2 separate regions of the Homo sapiens genome follow, and region 2 is linked to region 1. Evidence: read pairs that join two places in POLR2A ChIA-PET (ENCODE). Cell type or tissue: MCF 10A. All regions are shown on one strand. Links, peaks and the distances in the headings refer to the core of each region. The heading gives the core; the rest is flanking DNA.

What was found. ChIA-PET counts read pairs that join two places held together with the same protein. Peaks named below come from ENCODE experiments on the same cell type or tissue, not always from the same donor. Only the 100,000 strongest peaks of a DNase experiment are listed, where the experiment ranks them.
Region 2: POLR2A ChIA-PET joins it to region 1 with 10 read pairs; 3 of 35 experiments call an interaction of 5 or more read pairs at or near these places.

Annotation. Positions count from the first base shown.
Region 1 is chr18:12,548,533-12,555,631 of GRCh38, reverse strand. All of the region lies in intron 2 of SPIRE1 (spire type actin nucleation factor 1), which reads left to right. Among named protein-coding and RNA genes, the nearest start is that of SPIRE1, 110 kb to the left of the region's middle. In MCF 10A, for the core only: no CTCF peak of the experiment used is centred there; DNase peaks (open chromatin) are centred at 2,571 and 3,381.
Region 2 is chr18:12,624,590-12,631,688 of GRCh38, reverse strand. The region is part of intron 2 of SPIRE1 (spire type actin nucleation factor 1); the gene reads left to right. Among named protein-coding and RNA genes, the nearest start is that of SPIRE1, 30 kb to the left of the region's middle. In MCF 10A, for the core only: no CTCF peak of the experiment used is centred there; no DNase peak of the experiment used is centred there.

The DNA of each region.
Region 1 (7,099 bases), core at 1,878-4,377:
TATCATGAAGGGATGTTGAAGTTTATGAAATGCTTTTTCAACATCAGTTGGAATAATCATATGGTTTTTGTCCTTCATTCTGTTGATATGATGTGTCAGATTGATTGATTTGCATATGTTGAACCATCTTTGCATCCCTGGGAAAAATCCCACTTGGTTAGGATGAATGATCTTTTTAATGTGTTGTTGAATTCAGTTGGCTAGAATTTTCTTGAGAATTTTTACATCAACATTCATCAGTGATAATGACCTGTAGATTTCTTTTTTTATTTTTCTTTTTTAATAATTAGGTATTCAGTATCCAAAAAAAAATTTTTTTTTTTTTTGATAAGTCTTTGTCTGGTTCTGGTTCTGTTGCCAAAGTGCCAGGGATTCTGTTTAGGTACTGCTGCTCACTGGACAGAAAACCAGTCAATGAGACAACAGTTATTGCCAGGGGAGAAGGCTTTAATTGGGTGCCTGCAGCTGAGGAGATGGGAGATCAGTCTCAAATCATCTCCATGGCCAACTAAAATTAGGGGTTTATATACAGGGAAGAAATGTAACCATGTGTGGGAAAACAAGCGTTAGGGAGGGGTGAGGAAAAGAAGTTGGTCAACAGGAAGTAGGTGGTCGGTTAGGCAATCATGATGGGTGGGGGATTTGAACTCTCATTGTCCAGGTGCAGTGATCTGGTAAGTTTCAGCTCCTTCATACTCTGGGAGGCCTGATGGGTGGTTTCCTGAGAAAGGAACTTGGATAAGACAAATGAAACTTTTTCAAGTGTTAAGACTGGGAGAATCAATTTCTATGTCTATTCAGAGAAATTTATCAGCTCTATGCAACAACTTGGTTGGTTTTAATGCATGATCTTTTTAATGTGTTGTTGGATTTGATTTGCTAGTACTTTATTGAGGATTTTTGCATTAATATTCATCAGTGATACTGGCCTGTAGATTTCTTTTTTTGATGTGTCTTTTGTCTGGTTTTGATGTCAGGGGATTACTCACCTTTGAGAATGAGTTTGGAAGAAATATTCCCTCCTATTTTTCAGAATAGTTTGAGAAGGATTGGTATTAGTTCTTCTTTAAATGTTAGGTAGAATCAGCTGTGAAGCTATTGGGTCCTAGGATTTTCTTTGCTGGGAAGCTTTTTATCACTTTGATCTCATTACTTATTATTTATCTGTTCAGGTTTTGGATTTCTTCATGGTTTGATCTTGGTAGGTTGTATGTGTCTAAGAATTTATCCATTTCATCTGAGTTTTCCAATTTATTGGGATGTAGTTGTTCATAGTAGACACTAATAATCCTTTGACTTTCTGGGGTATCAGTTCTTTTTTTTTTTTTTTTTTTTGAACAGAGTCTTGCTCTGTTGCCCAGGCTGGAGTGCAGTGGTGCAATCTCAGCTCATTGCAACCTCCGCCTCCCAGGTTTAAGCAATTCTGTGCGTCAGCCTCCCAAGTAGCTAGGATTACAGACACGTGCCATCATGCCCAGCTAATTTTTGTATTTTTAGTAGAGACGGGGTTTCACCATCTTGGCTAGGCTGGTCTTGAACTCCTGACCTCGTGATCCACCCACCTTGGCCTCCCAAAGTGCTGGGATTACAGGCATGAGCCACCGCACCCAGCTGGTATCAGTTCTAATGTCTCCTTTTACGTCTTTGATTTTGTTTATTTAGGTCTTTTGTCTTTTTTTCATAGTCTGGCTAAAGGTTTGTCAATTTTATTTGTCTTTTCAAAAAATCAACTTGTTGTTTTGTTGATTTTTTGTATTGTGTTGTTTCACTTTTATTTATTTCTGTTCTGATCTTTATTCTTTGCCTTTACTAATTTGGAGTTTTCTAGTTTTCTAGAAACTAGTTTTCTAGTTCTTTAGGATGCATTTTTAGGTTGTTTATTTGAAGTTTTTTTAGTTTGTTTTGTTTGTTTGTTTGTTTTAATGTAGGTGCCAGCCAGGCCCTTGTCCTTCCCTTCAGGGCAGCAAGTTCCCCCAGGCCCCGGGGTAGGTCTAGAGATGCTGTCTGGTCACTAGGGACTGGAGTCAGAAACCTTAGAAATCTGCCTACTTTTCTGCCTGGTATTCTGTTCTACTGTGGTTGAGCTAGCACTCAAACCATGGGACACAGTCCTTCCCACTCTTCCCTCGCCTCTTCCACAGGCAGAGGAGCCTCACCCCATGGCCACCACCACAGGCCCATGGGGATTACTGCCAGGCTACTGCTGATGTTCATTGAGGGCCCAAGGCCTTTCCAGTCAGTTTTTAGTGAATGCTGCCAGGCCCTGGGACTCACCCTTCAGGGCAGTGGGCTCCCCTCTGGCCCAGTGCAGATCCGGAAATGCTGTCCTAGAGCCAAGTCCTCTTACTGGGAGCCCCAAGAGCCTACTTGGTGCTCTACCCCACTGTGGCCAAGCTGGTACCTAAATTGCAAGATAAAGCCCCTTTTACTTCTCCCTCTGCTTTACTCAAGCACGAGAAGTCTTTCACCTTAGCCACCACAGCGGGGAAGGGGCTGGGTCTCACCTGAAGCCAACTCATCCTGTAGTCTAACCCAAGGTCCATGGCGTACTACCTGGGTATTGCTGCTGATTATTTAGGGCCCAAGGACTCATTAGTCAGCAGGTGATGAATCCTGCCAAGACTGGTTCCTTCTGTTCAAGGCAGCAGGTTCCTTTCTGCCCCAGGGTATACCTAGAAATCCATTAGCTGGGGCCTGGAATGGGGGTCTCATGACTGCCTGGTGTTCTTGTAGCAGGAAGAGCCGCAGACAAAACCCCTCAGACACCGAGTTAAAGAAGGAAGGGGTTTATTTGGCTGGGAGCATTGGCAAGACTCCTGTCTCAAGAGAGCTCCTGGAGTGAGCAATTCCTGTCCCTTTTAAGGGCTCACAACTCTAAGGGGGTCCACGTGAGAGGGTTGTGATTGATTGAGCAAGCAGGGGGTACGTGACTGGGGGTTGCATACACTGGTAATTAGAACGGAACAGAATAGGACAGGGATCTTCACAGTGCTTTTTTTATGCAAATAACCAATTAGGTCAGGGGTTGATCTTTAACTACCAGGCCCAGGGTGTGGTGCCGGGCTGTCTGCTTGTGGATTTCATTTCTGCCTTTTAGTTTTTACTTCTCTCTTTGGAGGCAGAAATTGGGCATAAGACAATATGAGGGGTGGTCTCCTCCCTTATTCTGTCTTACTGTGGCTGAAGCTGGTATCCAATATGCAAGATATAGTCCTCTTTTCCCTCTCCTCTCTTCAAGTGGAAAAAAGGGGTCTCTTTTGGAGCTGCAGACTGTGCTGCCTGGCGTTGGGAGAGGGATAGTGCAAGTACTCTTTTAGCCATCCTGGCTGGTGTCTCAGTAGGTCATGTACCCCACAAGTCCACTGGCTCTGAGCCCAGCTCAGCACCAGGACTTGCCAGGAGTTGCAGTCCTTGTGGCTTAGAGTGCCTTTCAAGTTCATTTAGAGCCTCAGAGCACTTAAGCACGCAGTGGTAAGGCTTGCCAGAACTCAAGTTCCCACTACGGGGATAGGCATTTAGGCGATTCCTCTGTGGCTAGCGCTGGTCTTAATGTTCCTTCTGTGAGTGGGCATTGGCCTCAGCCCGATTTACTTTCCCCTGTGACAGGACAGCACTGAATTCGGTGCAAAGTCTCACAATTGCTGTGCTTTTCTTTTCCCAAGCACACAGATTCTCTCTGCGGCCCATGGCCACTGCCAGGAGGTGGAGGAGGGGTGGCATCAGCAATTCAAGACTGTCTTTCCTACCCTCTTTGGTGCCTCTTTCGGTGGTCTGAAGTTAAAACCTGGTACTGATTTCTGGTTCTTATGAAGGTGCCGTTTTTGTGATAGTTGTTAAATTTGGTGTTCCTGCAGGGCTGATGATCAATAAAGCTGTCTATTCAGCTCTCTTGCTCCACCCCTCTCCCGCCCCATATTTTTTTTTTTTTCTGAGACGGAGTCTCGCTCTGTCACCCAGACTGGAGTGCAGTGGCGTGATGTTGGCTCACTGCAAGCTCTACCTCCTGCCATGCCATTCTCCCGCCTCAGCCTCCTGAGTAGCTGGGACTACAGGCACCTGTCACCACGCCCGGCTAATTTTGTTTTTGTATTTTTAGTAGACACAGGGTTTCTCCGTGTTAGCCAGGATGGTCTCAATCTCCCGACCTCGTGATCTGCCCGCCTCGGCCTCCCAAAATGCTGGGATTACAGGCGTGAGCCACCGCGCCCAGCCACAACCCAGACTTTTAAGAATACAATTCTATAAGTTTTTGAAAAGATTTCTACTAAATATTTTATTTTATATATACAAAAAGGAACTCAGAAGTAGATGTATTACTGTTATAAAACAACTTACCAATTTAATTATGAGATATTTATTTAGCATCTGCTATGAACCAAGTGCTGTATGACATACAGCATTTTGTTCACAATGGTGAACAAAATAGACAAGATCCAAAGCATTATGGGCCTTACATTTTAGTGGAGAAAGTAGACAATAAACAAACATTATGGTTTGAGGTGCTTATTACTTATTCACATGGAAGTATTAAGTAGACCATATGATATATTGCCTGCATCCCAGAGACAAACTGTAGATTAGTAATATAAGTTAAGGAAATATCGGAATACATATTGTATTCATAGCATTGGCTATGTATAAGAGCACTTTGCAAGAGATTTTGGAAGAAAGTAGAGTGCATGAGCTCTGAGGAACTCCATCAATTAAACAGTTGCAGGAGGAAGGATCTGTAGACAGATTGAGAAGTAGTTGCTGAGAGAAAATCTAGAATCCAGAGTGTTTAGAACGGAAGAAGTGAGTCACTTGTGTTGGATGCTATTAAGCAGTCATTTAGGATGAGAATGGGTTAAACTTCATATATAGAGATTGTTTGTGATTTTAGTATTTGTGTTTCAGTGGTTTCAGAAGGAAAGACGTTAGATGGGAATGAATTAAACAGTGAATGGAAGGAGGGAAGGGAGAGATGGGCGCATTACAGATAGTGGCTCATGTCTGTAATCCTAGCACTTTGGGAGACCAAGGCAGGAGGATTGCTCGAGCCCAGGGGTTCAAAACTAGCCTGCGCAACATAGCAAGACCTCATCTCTGCAGAAAATTTAAAAATTAGCCAGGTGTCACCATGCACCTGTAGTCCCAGCTACTCAGGAGGCAGAGGCTGCAGTGAGCCACGATCACACCATTGCACTCTAGCCTGGGTGACAGAGTGAGATCCTGTCTCTCTAGAAAAAAAAGAAGAAATAACAACTCTTGAGAAAAACAAGTACTACATAAACTGCTGCCTTACCTTCATGACTCTATCCAAACGAATACCTGAGATTTTTCTCTTTTCATCTTCATCTTCCAGGCCTTCTGCAGCCTCATAGCAAAGATGAGGGCATCATTGCTACCATCAGCATTGCTACCGCCCTTTCGGGAGGTTTGCTTGTAAAGGGAGCACAGAAATGGGATTGCACTGGAGGGTATGAGGGGTTAGGAGAGTGGGGCTGACCTTTAAACAGGAATAGAAGACCTACTCCTCCACTGTGAAAGGAAGAAAGGGAAAATAAGTAGAGATTCCTATCAGTTTGTACATTTGAAAGTGGGAAAATGATTGTTTTATTTGGAGCTGAGCCCTAGAGAGGCAGAAAAGAGTGTTGGATTAAAGAGAAAGATGATATAAAATGACTTCTTGAAGAAGAATGGATCAGCTCCTGTAGGCAAGGTAATTGAGCAGAGAAAAGAGCAAGCTTGCTGAGTGATTCTTGGGTCTTTGCTATGGTTGGAAGCCATCGCTGGTGTTGATATTTGCAATGGTTTTGTGATTTTTCTCCCCCCAGCTCTAGAGGGAGAGATAGGGTTATATAACAGGGTTTTTCCCGCCTCCCTAGGAAGAAGGATAGGGTTGATTGGGCACGGTAGCTCACAGCTGTAATCCCAGCACTCCGGGAGGCCAAGGCAGGCGGATCACGAGGTCAGGAGATCGAGACTGTCCTGGCCAACATGGTGAAACCCCGACTCTACTAAAATACAAAAAGTACCCCGGCATGGTGGTGCACACCTGTACTCCCAGCTACTCAAGAGGCTGAGGCAGGGGAATCCCTTGAACCCGGGAGGTGGAGATTGCAGTGAGCCGAGATCGCGCCACTACACTCCAGCCTGGTGACAGAGCAAGACTCTGTCTCCAAAAAAAAAAAAAAAAAAAAAAAAAAAAAACAACAATAACAAAAACAAACAAAAAGCAAAACAAAAAAAGAAGGGGAGGGTTATATGGATGGTTAGAGTCATCCAATCATGTAAAACTCAGTTAATTGTGATTTCTCACTGGGAATAATTGCAACAAGACCTTCTCAGCCTTAAAAATATATATACTGAATGTAATCTAACTTTTTGATTTCTGAGGCTTTCATTATATTAGTAGGGACGCTCTGATAGTTAAAGTGACTGCCCTAGGTTCAGTTTAACAAGTTTTTTTCTAATGCACACCACAGTGTTAGGCTCTGCCGTCTTTGAAAGTTAAAATCCTTGCCCTAAGCAGCACCTGCCTGTGGTGAGAATGGTACATGCTGTGAGAGCAATGTGTACCCTGTGCCAGGGAAGCACTGAAATGGTACCTTCTCCTGAACAGGCTGGTGGACAAAGTGGGGATTGTCCTGGGACACTGCCAGGAGGGATAACTAAAGTAGTCAATTGCCTTGGAACTTAGAAGATCCATTGTTTAAATTCATTTTTATAATAGAAAATAGTGCGTGGTGGCTCATTCCTGTAATCCTAGCACTTTGAGAGGCCGAGGCAGGCCCATTGCTTAAGTCCAGGAGTTTGAGTCCAGCTTGGACAACATGGTGAAACCCCGTTTCTAAAAAATTCCAAAAAAAATTAGCCAGGCCTGGTGGTGTGTACCTGTTTTCCCAGCTACTAGGGAGGCTAAGGTGGGAGGATCATCTCAGCCCAAGGAGGTTGAAGCTGCAGTGAGCCGTAATTGTACCACTGCACTCCAGCCCGGGTGACAGAGTGAGACCTTGTCTCAAAAGAAGAAGAAAAAAAAAAAAAAGAAAGAAAAGAATGGCTACAGTGCCAGGTCAGACTGTAAATCCAGTGAAAATATTACATGTTTTCAGTAAAA
Region 2 (7,099 bases), core at 1,573-4,072, 76 kb before region 1:
TTTGCCAGGCTGGTTGTGAACTCCTGACCTCGTGATCCTCCCGCCTCACCCTCCCAAAGTGTTGGGATTACAGGCGTAAGCCACTGTGCCTGGCCTGTTTTTTTATTTTTATGTTTTTTTTTTTTTTTTTTTTTTTTTTTGTAGAGATGGGGTTTTGCTATGTTGCCCAGGCTGGTCTCCAACTCCTGAGCTCAAGCAGTCCTCATGCCTCGGCCTCCCAAAGTGTTGGGATTATAAATGTGAGGCACCTTGCCCAGCCTCTGTGGCTTTCATTGAGCCTGACATTAAAAGGTTTTGTAAAATGTAAAACAATTCCACTGTTCTCATTTTTTTAATGTAGTTTTTTTTTCCTCCATAAAATGTTATTAACATTTAATGGGCTTAAATGAATTAATACATATTTTAAACATTCCTTGGTTTTAATTTCTAATACAGTAAATATTGATAGATTATAGCCCACATTAAAAAAAAGCTCTTTGGGCTCTAATTTTTTAGTGTGTAAAGAGAGTCTAAAACCAAAATTTAAAGGTTTGAGAGCTGTGGTATGAGAGCACAGATGGCAGAGGTACTTCTTCCTAAGAAACAGAATAGGGAGGTAGGAGGAAACTAGAGTTGTGGGGTAGGCAGCAGGAAGCCCAGGCATCCTTGCCATATGGGTTTAAGGCTCTTTTTGTCAGCAAGAAGGCAGGCTCATTTCTGAGACTGAGGTTATACGGGGTCACAAAGGGGACTGACTACTAGAGCCTCTCTTGGCTCTTAAATTATTTTTCTGTTGAGCAAAACAAATTGTTTTTCTATTTCTGCCATTCCCTCTGTAAACCCCTCACCCAACTCTTGCTAGTATAAGCTGCCTGAAGGAAGAGGCTGGCTGCCATTCTGGGGCAGCCTGTTCAGCCTTTCTGAATTCAGAGAGGCCTTGTTAGGTGGCCCTTGTGCCCAGGCTCAGCTCATGGGGCCTCCCTTTCCTTCTCGCTTCTCTGCCTCAGATTCTCCATTGAGGGTGGATAGCTGCAAAAATTATTATTATTTTTTGAGACAGAGTCTTGCTCTTGCCCAGGCTGGAGTGCAGTGGCATGATCTCAGCTCACTGCAACCTCTGCCTCCCAGGTTCAAGCGATTCTCCTGCCTCAGCCTCCTGAGTAGCTGAGATTACAGGCATGTGCCACCACGCCCAGCTAATTTTTGTATTTTTAGTAGAGATGGAGTTTTGCCGTGTTGGCGAGGCTGGTCTCGAACTCGGAACCTCAGGTCATCTGCCTGCCTCAGCCTCCAAAGTGCTGGGATTACAGGCACGAGCCACTGTGCCTGCCATAAAAATTATTTACATTTTATTCAGCATCAAGCCTAGCTTTATACGTGCAGCATATTATGTGTCATTCCTGGTTGGGAAGTGTAAGGTTTCCTGGGAGCAAGAAGGAAGTCCTTCTTAAGCAAGGCTTACAGACTCCCAGGGAGAACAAAATCTCTTTATCTCTCTGGGGTTTTAGGACCCTCATCAAGTCATAGAATTGAAATAGAGAACATCAATTGTTCAACTTTTTAATTTTAATAGTTTTTGTAGTACATAAAAATCATGTTATGAATTATTTTGTAGTTTTAATTATAACTTTTTTAGCACTTTTACCATATTCTTAAAAATTAAAAATTATGAGTTCTGAGAAAGCAGTGAAATCACATATAGGTATTTGATTAACTTTTATGTGATCTTTTACCTCAAGCTAATGTTTCTTAAAATCAAGTATTTTACCTTATTTCTTACTGTTTGGAAAATGTTTTAATATACTTGATTATACTAAGTATTTTCCAGCATTTGAACTCCTTAATGGAAATCTTTCATATGATTTGTTTTAAATGACATGCAAATTTTTTTACTTTAATAGGCAATTTAATTTTTCCCTATAACTTTTTCTGCTTTTTGAAAGTATAATTTACATACAGTAAAATTTACCTTTTTATTTAATTCTTTGAGTTTTGACAAGGATATTTTGTTGTTAACTATCCCTACAATCAAGTTTTGTCACCCCTTTAACGTCCCCCATGCCACTTTGTAGTTAGCCCTGCCCCTCCTCCCAGCCCCTCTTAGCCACTGATCTGTATGTTGTTCTTACAGTTTTGAAAAGGACATGTAATTTAAACAGCGTGTGACCCATATTTCTCCCTTCCTAGTAGTGGCTCACAGCTCAGACTACTAATTTATAAACTCTTGAATGACTAACCTGTACTCGTAGGCGCTTGCCTGTCAAGGAAGCAGTTCAGACCCAGATTTAAGGGTAGCTTTTATTCCAATTTTACAAATTTTTCCTACTGCCATTGTTTAAATAGTTTTGTGGATTATAATCTTACTTTTGAAGAAAATTGCTAAATATTTGAAAATGCTAAAACAGAACTGATTTGAATTTCCATGTATTTTAATTGAGGCTTTTACATTGGTTTTTTTCCAGCTTTCCAAATTTCATCACATTCCTGTCTCCTATTAATCACCACTAATTATGTAGCACTCAGAGGCCCTTTCCCTTCAGCAGGAAAGAAGGTTAAATGAATAACTAGAACAATCCTGTTCCCTTGGGGGATTAACTGTATTTTAAGTGGAATAGGTTAAAGTATTATATAAAGTTAAATGAACTTTTATCATTACTTTAATCTTGATAGAACTGGTTTGTAAAAATTGTACCATAGAATCATTTAAGCTTTAGTGAGGGAAACTATTAAAAAGACTCATGTTCACATCTCAGAAATAAAGTTCATGTATACTGGGCATAAGTACCTATTCTGTGTTTCATTCCCACATGCATCTTGAAGAAATATTTTACAGCTTACTCATTCCTGTACACTAATAACAGACAGAGAGCCAAATCATGAGTGAACTCCCATTCATATTGCTACAAAGAGAATAAAATACCTAGGAATCCAACTTACAAGGGATATGAGGGACCTCTTCAAGGAGAACTACAAACCACTGCTCAACAAAATAAGAGAGAGACACAAACAAATGGAAGAACATTCCGTGCTTATGGATAGGAAGAATCAATATCGTGAAAATGGCCATACTGCCCAAGATAATTTATAGATTCAATGCCATCCCCATCAAGCTACCAATGACTTTCTTCACAGAATTGGAAAAAACTACTTTAAAGTTCATATAGAACCAAAAAAGAGCCCGCATTCCCAAGACAATCCTAAGCAAAAAGAACAAAACTGGAGGCATTGTACTACCTGACTTCAAACTATACTACAAGGCTACAGTAACCAAAACAGCATGGTACTGGTACCAAAACAGATATATTGACCAATGGAACAGAACAGAGGCCTCAGAAATAACACCACACATCTATAACCATCTGATCTTTGACAAACCTGACAAAAACAAGAAATGGGGAAAGGATTCCCTATTTAATACATGGTACTGGGAAAACTGGCTAGCCATATGTAGAAAGCTGAAACTGGATCCCTTTCTTTATACAAAAATTAATTCGAGATGGATTAAAGACTTAAAATGTTAGACCTAACGCTATAAAAACCCTAGAAGAAAATCTAGGCAATACTATTCAGGACATAGGCATGGTCAAGGACTTCATGACTAAAACACCAAAAGCAATGGCAACAAAAGCCAGAATAGACAAATGGGATCTAATTAAACTAAAGAGCTTCTGCATGGCAGAAGAAGCTACCCTCAGAGTGAACAGGAAACCTACAGAATGGGAGAAAATTTTTGCAATCTACCCATCTGACAAAGGGCTAATATCCAGAATCTACAAAGAACTCAAACAAATTTACAAGAAAAAAACAACCCCATCAAAAAGTGGGCAAAGGATATGAACAGACACTTCTCAAAAGAAGACATTTATGCAGCCAACAGACACATTAGAAAATGCTCATCATCACTGGTCATCAGAGAAATGCAAATCAAAACCACAATGAGATACCATCTCATACCAGTTAGAATGGCAGTTGTTAAAAATTCAGGAAACAACAGATGCTGGAGATGATGTGGAGAAATAGGAACGCTTTTACACTGTTTTTGGAAGTGTAAATTAGTTCAACCATTATGGAAGACAGTGTGGCGATTCAAGGATCGAGAACTAGAAATACCATTTGACCTAGTGATCCCATTACTGGGTATATACCTAAAGGATTATAAATCATGCTACTATAAAGACACATGCACACATATGTTTACTGTGGCACTATTCACAATAGCAGGCTTGGAACCAACCCAAATGTCCATCGATGATAGACTGGATTAAGAAAACGTGGCACATACACACCATGGAATACTATGCAGCCATAAAAAAGGATGAGTTCATGTCCTTTGCAGGGACATAGATGAAGCTGGAAACCATCATTTTGAGCAAACTATTGCAAGGACGGAAAACCAAACACCACATGTTCTCACTCATAGGTGGGAATTGAACAATGAGAACACTTGGACACAGGGTGGGGAACATCACACACTGGAGCCTGTTGTGGGGTGGGGGAGGGAGGAGGGATAGCATTAGGAGAAATACCTAATGTAAATGGGTGCAACAAACCAACATGGCACATGTATACCTCTGTAATAAACCTGCACATTGTGCGCATGTACCCTAGAACTTAAAGTATAATAACAAAAAAATTTTACAATTAGAAGAGTGTTTCTCTGTCCACCTCTGAAGCAAAAGAATATTTAGTTTGAATTAAGAGGCATTAATTACTCTCAGTCAAAAAATTTTGTTTTGTTTATGTAAATAACAAAAGAGTTCAGACCTGTTAACAATCTTTTTAAATTAAAAATGATCATCCTCTGGGCAAAAAAAAAAAAAAAATATATATATATATATATATTTTACAGCTTACTATATTCCAAGTACTGTTATAGACATTAATTAATCATCACAGCAAATGTATGAAGTAGATCCTATTATTTGCATTTTAGGGATGAGAGCTAAGTATATAGAGAGGTTAAGTAATTTGCCCAAGCCGACATAGCCAGAAAGTTGCGGAACCACTTTATCTCTTTACTTTTCATATATTTGTCTTTTCTTTATTCAGCCTGTATCTGCAATGTAAGGTATCTACATAATGCTGATGGTTAATTTAGTGCCTTATTTGGAATAATGAGATGCCTTTGTATCTCCTTATATGCCTCTTAACTGCAGCTACTTCAGTTCTTGGCATTTTATAGCCAACGGATATAGTCCTGTTAGATGTAACCTTGACAAAAGTGTTAACGCAGTCCATGAACCTTCAACCTCTTAGATGAGGACAGGGTCTGTACTGTAGGAACTTGTAAAGTAGTCTGATTCCAAATTACTCAAAATGATTCAAGAATTGTTCTATATAGTTGAACCTCCTGGAAAGTCAAATCTGCTTTAGGGGACCCAGAGATCTTGAGAGAAGCCAAGAAATACATCATAGTCTCTTGGACCTCGATCTGGTTATGTACAGTTTTTGACCCAAACAGGGCTATATCAATTTTTAATGTTTTCTGAGCATCCTAAAATAAACTACTAAAGGCTGTAAATGGGGTTTGCTGCTTTATACGGAGTATAACATTTTAAAATGTCTTTTTTTGTCTTTAGCTAAATCAGCTCACTACCCATAATTGATTCTACCTTCTGGCTCGTTTAGGTGACAATTAGATTTGTATTTCCTTTTTTTGGGGGGGGGCGGGGCGGTGTGGGGAATGGAGTCTCTCTCTGTTGTCCAGGCTGGAGTGCAGTGGTGTGATCTCAGCTCACTGTAACATCTGCCTCCTGGGTTCAAGTGATTCTCCTGAGTAGCTGGGATTACAGGCAGCCGCCACCACGCCCAGCTAATTTTTGTATTTTTAGTAGAGACGGGGTTTCACCATGTTGGCCAGGCTGATCTCGAACTCCTGACCTCAGGTGATCCACCCGCCTTGGCCTCCCAAAGTGCTGGGATTACAGGCATGAGCTACCATGCCCCGCCCTGTATTGCCTCTTTTAATTGACAATGGGTAGCCCTTAATTTCAAAAGTAACTAAAAAATCCAACCTGAAAGAAGAAAGTAGTAGTTATGCACACATGAAAATATTTGCATGCATGCACAACTTTAGCTGCATAAATGAGGCTGTTTTATGTGACTGAGAAATAGTATTTGATACCAAACTAATTAAATCTTAAAATATCTTGTAGAAACAACAAGGCAATTATTATTGAATCTACTCTTTTAGCAGATGGCTTTGCCTGATCTTACGCTTTATGGGTTTGTAAATGGAATTGCATCACAAGAAGTTAAAATGATGAAATGTATTGTCAAAGAGGACTGGAAGAATAAACTCCAGTAACTGCTGGTAACAACAGCATTTTCTCCTTGGTCAGCAGGCTAAGAGGAATGTTTAGGAATGCTTGCATTCTACTTTCTGTCTTTTTGGATTAAAGACCCCAAACACACCTGAATTCCCATGGCCGCAACACGGTGTGGAAATCAGTTTGTACGTCCTCAGAGGAAATTGTGTCTGTACATGAGTTGCCGCTTCCGAGTGTCAATTTTAATAGAGGTCTTGGCAGAGGGATCATTGTAGTGTGATGAATAGATAATCTCCACTTAGATTTCATGTATCAGACATAGACTAGGACATTATGACAGTCACTTGGCATATTTGAAATTCAGTCATGCTTCCCCCACCCCCGCCCAGTTGGCATTTATTACTAAAATGACCTTTCTGGGTTACAGTCATAGATGTCTATCAGGGGACATGATTTGACCATAGGATACATAATTTATACAAGTAGTGTTCCTTTGAATAGTTTTTACTATATCTGAAGACAAATAATAGTTATATGTCTGGCAAAGGATTTCAGAATAACTCAAATTATCTGGGAGTAAATATTTTATAATTACTTTTTTTTTTTTTTGAGATGGAGTCTCACTCTGTCGCCCAGGCTGGAGTGCAGTGGCGTGATCTCGGCTCACTGCAACCTCTGCCTCCCAGGTTCAAGCAATTCTGTCTCAGCCTCCCAAATAGCTGGGATTACAGGTGTCCACCACCATGCCTGGCTAATTTTTGTATTTTTAGTAGAGATGGGGTTTCATCATGTTGGCCAGGCTGGTCTCAAAAGAGTTTACCATATTTACTATATGGGTAGCTTAAACACCT